Linked DNA regions of Homo sapiens: region 2 is linked to region 1. A link is an interaction called in ENCODE POLR2A ChIA-PET data of the cell type or tissue named here. Cell type or tissue: IMR-90. All regions are shown on one strand.

Region 1 (4,000 bases):
TAAAAATACAAAAAATTAGCCGGGCGTGGTGGCAGGCACCTGTAGTCCCAGCTACTCGGGAGGCTGAGGCAGGAGAATGGCTTGAACCTGGGAGGCAGAGATTGCAGTGAGCCGAGATCGTGCCACTGCACTCCAGCCTGGGCAACAGAGCGAGACTCCATCTCAAACAAACAAACAAACAAACAAAAAGTCCCTTAGTGATTAGTTCCTCCCTGACCTCATTAAGTTAAAACGAGACACATTCAACATTTTCCAAGAAATGAAGCATGAGTCCATTTTACACAGCAAACAATGCCAAGATAACTAGGCAGCGGGTTTCAGAGAAATATGCCTCCATTTTGAAATTGAGCCAGAATTCATACCTTATGCTCCTGAAAAAAATTATTTTTACCAAAACTACATGAAGAACTGTCTTGATTTTATTTGGAAAATTCCCAATTTTGTGTTGCAGTGGTTATGTGTGAAACCTAAATGTCTATTGCAAAGAGTAACTTGCTTTATAAACTATGTTGGTAAACCAATATGGTTTGTTGTTTGTTTTTTTGTTTTTTTGTTTTTTGTTTTTGAGACGGATTCTCACTCTGTCACCCAGGCTAGAGTGCACTGGCATTATCTCAGCTCATTGCAACCTCCGCCTCCCAGGTTCAAGTGATTCTCCTGCCTCAGCCTCCCAAGTAGCTGGGACGACAGGTGCCCGACACCACACCCGGCTAATTTTTGTATTTTTATAGAGACGGGGTTTCACCCTATTGGCCAGACTGGTCTCAAACTCCTGACCTTGAGATCCTCCTGCCTTGGCCTCCCAAAGTGCTGGGATTACAGGTGTGAGCCACTGTGTTTTTTGTTTTTTGTTTTGAGGCAGGATCTTGCTCTCTTGCCCAGGCTGGAGTGCAGTGGTGCTGTCACAGTTCACTGCAGACTTAACCTCCTGGGCTCAAGTCATTCTCCTGCCTCAGCCTCTTGAGTAGCTGGGTCCACAATATGCCTGGCTAATTTTATTTTTTAGTTTTTAAAGAGACAACATCTTATCATGTTGCCCAGGCTGGTCTTGGACTCCTGAGCTCCAGTGATCCTCCCTCCTCAGCCTCCCAGAATGTTGGGATTACAGGCATGAGCCACGGTGCCTGGCCACCAATTTGTTTAGTAATCATGTTGGGGGCAGCATCATGTCTCCAACATGCCCCAAAGGAAGTGTTTTCCTATTTTATGTACAGGTGTAGATTTCTGCCTATCACTGTAGCATTTTTCATGTTAAAGTTTCAGAACACTTTGATATACTATTGTTTGCCCATTTTTTACAAAAAGAGAAACTGAAGCATTAAAGATCATACAGTAATTAGAGACAGTTTAGAGCAGCAGTTCTCAAAGTGTGGGCAAGTTATCCTTATGAGTTCCTGAGAACTTTCATGGGGTCTGCAGGTCAGTCCTTCTTTTTCCAACCACATATCTATGTGAGGCAAGATTTTCTTCATATGCTTCAACCAAAACAACGTGTGGAAACAGTGTTGATGCCAAGCAGATAGGAGAATCCTTAAGGCAGGCATTAAGGAGATTTCAAAAGTGTAAAACAATGCCAGCGTTCTCACTAAATTTATGTTCCCATTGCAAAATATAGTTATCTTTCATAAAATGTTTATTTATGTTAAATGTAGTAAGTTTCTTACTGTTACTTTTTTTTGAGATGGGGTCTCACTGTGTTGACCAGGCTCAAGTACAGTGGTGCGATCATGGCTCACTGCAGACTCGACCTCCTAACCTCAGCAATCCTCCCACCTTGGCCTCCCAAAGTGCTGGGACTATAAGCGTGAGTCGCCATGCCTGGCTTGGTTACTTTAAATATTAAACATTTTTGAAATTTCTCACTTTTAATTTCTAATATGGTAAACAGCGATAGATACAACTCACATAAACAAAAGCTCTTTGGGATCCTCAATAAATTTTTAAAGGGATCTTGATACTAAAAAAGTTTGAGATCTGCTGGGTTAGTTAGGGAACAAAATCCCAGTTAAAAGAGAAAGTCAAAAATAACATTATCAAAAGAGAATGAATTTGGAGTTAAAGAGATCAATATTGTAGTTAAAGGAAGTAAGAATTCAGGAACAACAAAAAAAATTTTTAATAAGATCAAGAAAGAAAACAAAAGGCTGGTCATGGCGGCTCACATCTGTAATTCCAGCACTTTGGGAGGACGAGGCAGGTGGATCACTTGAGCCCAGGAGTTCAAGACCCGCCTGGCCAACATAGCGAAACCCCGTCTCTACTGAAAATACAAAAAATTAGCTGGGCGTGGTGGCACATGCCTGTAATCCCAGGTACTCGGGAGGCCGAGGCAGGAAAATCGCTTGAACCTGGGAGGTGGAGGTTGCAGTGAGCCAAGATCACGCCACTGCACTCCAGCCTGGGCAACAAAGCAAGACTCTGTCTCAAATAAAAATAAATAAATAAATAAAAGAAAACAATGTTTTAGGCACAAGATATACAAATACAAGGACCAAAGACAATGGAAAAACAAAATTCAATTAAGAGCCCTTTCCTTTTGGGAATTTGTTTTTGAAGAAAACTTTGGGTGTATCTGGCTGATAACAAGAGCCCGGGAAGGAAGAAAGAGAGTGCTGTAAGTAATTGAAGTGTTATGGATGGATCATGGGTAGGTCTAAAATATGTCAGCTAGATTAGTATGAGGTCTCACACTGATACATGAATTGATTTTAATTAAAAGCCAATTCAGGACACAAGCTAATGTTTAATAATTGCGAATTGCTTCAATAAATTGTGACATCCTCATGATGCTATATTCAGCCAATTATGTTCTGGAAAAATTTTAATGACCTGGAAAACTGCTCACAAATCAAAAAGCAGGTTACAAAACAATATTTGAAAAAATATAAGTATAGAAAAAAGATGAGAAGGCTATAAACCAAAATGTGAATATTGATCATTTCTGGATGATGATAATTATTATATTTTTGTTTTTTTGTATATTTAAAGTTCCTCCAAATAATAGTAACAATAATATTACAACAAATTTGTTTTTGGTAGCACTGCCTAATATTTCCTGTTTTCTTCAGATGGTTGAAAGTTGGAGCCATCTCTTCCTAGGCAAGCCATACCCATTGACTCCTCCCTGGTTTTAATACATAGTCCCAGGAAGCCATTCTCTTCCTTCCCCTTACACAGGTTATGGAAGCATTCTGTATTGCTTTTGAACTCAGCAGCTCCAGGGTGTGCTAACTGATTTTATTCTGTGAATTTAGAATTAGGTGGTTTGGAGCAGAATGATGAACTCTCCTTGAAATAATGAATGTAAATTAATGTGAAAGTATATCCCCAGGATTTCCTGTAAGAATTTTTTATTACCGTGTCAGTTAGGAATTGTTACACGTACTTATAATTTATTGCCTCCAGTGGCATGCTAGATACTTTACATGACTGTTACCATGGGAACATCAATGTTCCTATACGGTGTAATTCTATTCCCAGAAGCTGAAATGAAAGTTGGCATTATCTTAATGTTACAGACGTGAACATTTAGGCATTCAGAAGCTAAGTAGCTGGCCCAAATGCAACAACAAATCAGAGGAAGAGGCACTGGAATTAGTCTGCTGATACCCAAGCCAGGATACTCGTGGCTAGAGCTGCAAGACTCATCAAATCATGTGCAATGTGAGCTTAGTTTGGCACAGTCTCCTCTATAATAGGGTGATACCAGGACAGCCTATCACAAGCTCAGGGTGGGCACTGAGAGTCGTATTACCTGGAAGCAGTTTACAGGAGAAAGAAGAGGGTGCAACTCCTGGGCTCAGAATTACCCTTAGGAGCAAATGTCAACGAGCCAAGCCATTGAGAGTAAGTTCCTGCTAGCCAGTGATCCTTACTGAAAGGAAAGTCAGGAAATTATATGGCTGCATGAATGAGGGAAAGTCCTGAGAACCATTTAGACAAATAAAAGGAGGACTATTGGCTGGGTGCGGTGGCTTGCGCCTGTAATCCCAGCACTTTG
Region 2 (4,000 bases), 130 kb after region 1:
CAGCCACTTTAGAAGATTGTTTAGTGGTGTCTTTTACAACTAAACATACTCTTACCATCCTCTCCAGTAGTCATGCTCCTTGGTATTTACCCAAAGGAGTTGAAAACTTAGGTCCACACAGAAACCTGTACACAGGTATTTGTAGCAGCTTTATTCAAAATTGCCAAAACTTGGAAGCAACCAAGATGTTGTTCAGTATGTGAATGGATAAATAAACTGGTACATCTAGACAGTGGACAAAATGAGTGATCTAGTTATGAAAAGACATGGAAGACATGGAAGAACCTTAAATGCATAATACTAAGTGAAAGAAGCCAATGTGGAAAGGCTATGTGCTGCATGATTCCAACTATTTAACGTTCTGGAAAAGGCAAAATTATTTGCAAGGCAGCCCTTGTCACCGCTAGACAGCTCTCATTCCTAGGCAGGTCTTTATATTCTGCCAAAACCTCCATGAAACTTCCACCCAACAGTCCCAGTTATGGCCTCTAGAACTACTGATGTCATGGTTTGAACAGAAGATAACTGGTGTATTCTCATATAGGTCTTTTCTGTCACCTAAACGCCTTGTTTCCTGAAATTCCCTCATTGCAGGTTTTCACATTTCTTGATTACCCTTCTTTGAGTGTTCTCTCGCTGCCAGTGACTCCTTTGAAAGACAGATGTCTGAAAATCCCTACATGCCTACAACAGCAGAGCTTTTTGGTGAATGGATATATGACAGCTTATTTATCCAGTGCCCTGTTGATAAACTGTTAGTTTGTTTCCAGTCTTCTGCTATTGTGATGCAAAGAAAAATGGTGATGCATTTTATAAATATCTATATAGTAACTTCCTAGAAAAGGAACAGTGAGGTGGAAGATCATGCATATCTAAAATTTTATTAAATTTTGACAAATGGCTTTTTTAGAGTTTGTTCCATTTTACCTTCTCACCGGAAGTCTGTGTGAGAATGCCTCTTTTCCCACACGGTCTCCAACACAGTGTGATATTCTAACATTTGTATCTTTTTGAATCTGGCGAGTGAAAAGTGGCATCTCATTTCGATTTTAATTTGGATTTCTCTTCATTTTCAGAGAAGTTGAGTAACTTTTCATGTTTTTAAGAATCCTCCTTTCTCTTTTCTGGAAGCTTTGCAGATCTTTTATCTTTAGTGTTCTAAAAATACATTATTTCATCCTAGTGTGGGGATTTATGGTCATTGACTGTGCTGGGCACTTGAGTGTGCCCTTTTGGTCTGAAAACCTGTGTTTTCAGACCAAAATTTTCTTTGGGTCTAGAAAATTCATCCTGTATTGTTTATATTTCCTCCTTTTTGTTTTCTCTTTTACTGTCTCTGGCACTCCTTTCTTTTCATCTCTTTATTGACTTTTTTTGAGGTGTTTGGTTTTAATTTTTTTAACTCTTTTATTTACCTTTAAAAAAATTGTAATGGTGGATACATGTCTTTACACATTTGTCAAACCCATAGAATGTACAACACCAATAGCAAACCCTAATATAAACTATGGACTTTGAATGATAATAATGTCAGTATAGATTCAGCAGTTGTAACAAATATGCCACTCCAGTGGAGGATGTTTATCTTGGGGGAGTCTGTGTCATGTGTTGGGGTAGAGGATATGTGGAGTATGTCTATACTTTCTGATTAATGTTCCTATGAGCTTAAAACTGCTCTAAAAAATTCTATTTTATTTTTTATTTTTGAGACAGAGTCTCATTCTGTTGCCCAGGCTGGAGTGCAGTGTAACAGTCATGGCTCACTGCAGCCTCAACCTCCCAGGCTCAAGCAATCCTCCAATCTTGGCCTCTCCTGAGTAGCTGAGACTACTCATTTTTTTGAGACAGAGTCTCACTCTGTTGCCAGGCTGGAGTGCAGTGGTGTGATCATGGCTCACTGCAGCCTCAACCTCCCAGGCTCAAGCAATCCTCCAATCTCAGCCTCTCCTGAGTAGCTGAGACTACTCATTTTTTTTGAGACAGAGTCTCACTCTGTTGCCCAGGCTGGAGCGCAGTGGTGCGATCATGGCTCACTGAAGCCTCAACCTCCCAGGCTCAAGCAGTCCTCCGACCTCGGCCTCCTGAGTAGCTGAGACGACAAGTGTGCACCACCATGCCCAGCTTATTTTTTTTGGTAGAGACGGGGTTTTGCCATGTTGCCCAGGCTGGTCTCACACTCCTGGGCTGAAGCAATCTGCCTGCCTTGGCCTCCCAAAGTGCTGGGATTACAGCCATGAGCCACTGAACCCTGCCAAAAAAAATCTATTTTAAAGAAAAAAAAATGACAATCATATTTTTAATTTCCAAGCCACCCATTTTTCTCTGATTTGCTCTTTTCCTAACATCCTATTTTTTTTTGGTCTCATGGATATAATATCATCTTAAATGTCTCTGCAAAAGCTCTCTACAGTTCCTGAAATATCTATCTCATGTGTTGTCATTTTGCTGTTTATCTTAGTCTTGTAGGCTACCAGGGGAGCAACATAAAGCTGATTTAGAGCTCTGAGTAAGTAGGGCAGGCCTGTCAACCAGTGCACTGTTTAGCTTGAGCTGACAGGGAGCCAGCTGTTACATTGGGGAACCCCTAAGTCCTACCAAATGAAGGTTTTTGTTCTAGGGCACCAGTGTTCACAGTATCTGTTCTAGTTCTAATTTGTTTAGTTTCTCTCGAATCTTTTGTCTGGGAGGAGTTGAGGGTCCACATTTGGCTGCTAGGCATTCTGTATTAGGGTAGAGGGATTTTGAAGGAAGGTGTCAACTAATCTCTGCAGGACTTTAAATCAGTCCGCTTGTCTTTAGCTTTGTGTCTCAGTCCCATGCTGGCAGAACCAGATGTTACCCACTTTGGACCCTCTTGGTGCTCTGCAAGGCATGTTGGCCCCTCCACACTGCAGTCTCACCTGTGCGACTTGGGGCAGCTCTCTCTGCCACTTGTTACTTACCTTCGCCCTGAAACTCTCTCATCCATCAGTTGTCCCTTCCTGTACTCTATACTATTGTAGATTCATATCTTCATATGCCTTGTAACATTTTCATGCGGTCTCAAAAGGGAGAGAATCACATGTGATCTGTTATCCTCTTTATTCAGAATATCTTGTTTCTTCAACCTGTGTTTTCCACTTGCATCTTTTTTCCCCTTTGAATCTATCTTCAACTCTTTAGTTTATGTATAATAGTAATTGATTTTGGCATGGGCAGTTAGCATTATACCTTCTGTATGCCCATAAGGAGTGACCTGACCAAGGGCTCAGAGCTAATAAGTAGCAGAACAAATAACCCTCTAAATCTTTAGACTTTTCCATTGTATTGTATTATTTCCTCATATCCATTTATTCTGTCTTTTCAAAGTTCTTTGAATTATTCCTGTATTTGTTCTGATTAAAGATTTCTTTCACCTCCTAGTTTATTCTCATCAGTTTGAAGTTTATCCTTGAGCCTTGTCAATCACACTTTGACAGAATAAAAATTTTACATAGTTTAATTAGTTGTTGAATAGTATTTTTGATGTTTCTGACAAATCTGCCCTAGTGAGCTCAGTGGATGCAGCTTGAAGCCAACCTTAATGACAGTGAATAGTGACAGAATATTTGCCACAGTCATTTTTGTTTTACTTTGTTGTTTTTCTTTTTTGTTCTGTTTTGATTTTGGTGCTAAACCAAAAAGAAGATTGGAATCAGGATCTAAATTCACCAAGTATTTAGGTTATCTGTACACAAATTTTAGTGATGACTAATATAAGGAAGTTTTTAAAAATGGGTATCTTTAAAAGAAATTTGAAATAATTCCTTACTAACCTGATCCTTTTTAGTTGCTAAGATTATATTTCACAAGGTATATGGTGGTTTGGTGGTTAAATTTTCATTTTAAAGTGGTGATAGTTGCAAATATTCTAAAATAGACTAATTATAATTACTTTCATTCAAATACTGAATGTGAGAGTATATAATCATCTTATTTGTATGTGGTAAGAAAGACTACTATGTATTTTTCTGACAACATT

What was found. Peaks named below come from ENCODE experiments on the same cell type or tissue, not always from the same donor. Only the 100,000 strongest peaks of a DNase experiment are listed, where the experiment ranks them.
Region 2: POLR2A ChIA-PET joins it to region 1 with 7 read pairs; 3 of 35 experiments call an interaction of 5 or more read pairs at or near these places.

What each region holds. Positions count from the first base shown.
Region 1 is chr7:107,011,181-107,015,180 of GRCh38, forward strand. No RefSeq gene overlaps it. Among named protein-coding and RNA genes, the nearest start is that of PRKAR2B, 32 kb to the right of the region's middle. In IMR-90, no CTCF peak of the experiment used is centred here; no DNase peak of the experiment used is centred here.
Region 2 is chr7:107,136,726-107,140,725 of GRCh38, forward strand. The region is part of intron 4 of PRKAR2B (protein kinase cAMP-dependent type II regulatory subunit beta); the gene reads left to right. Among named protein-coding and RNA genes, the nearest start is that of HBP1, 30 kb to the right of the region's middle. In IMR-90, no CTCF peak of the experiment used is centred here; a DNase peak (open chromatin) is centred at 2,486; H3K27ac peaks cover 469 bases.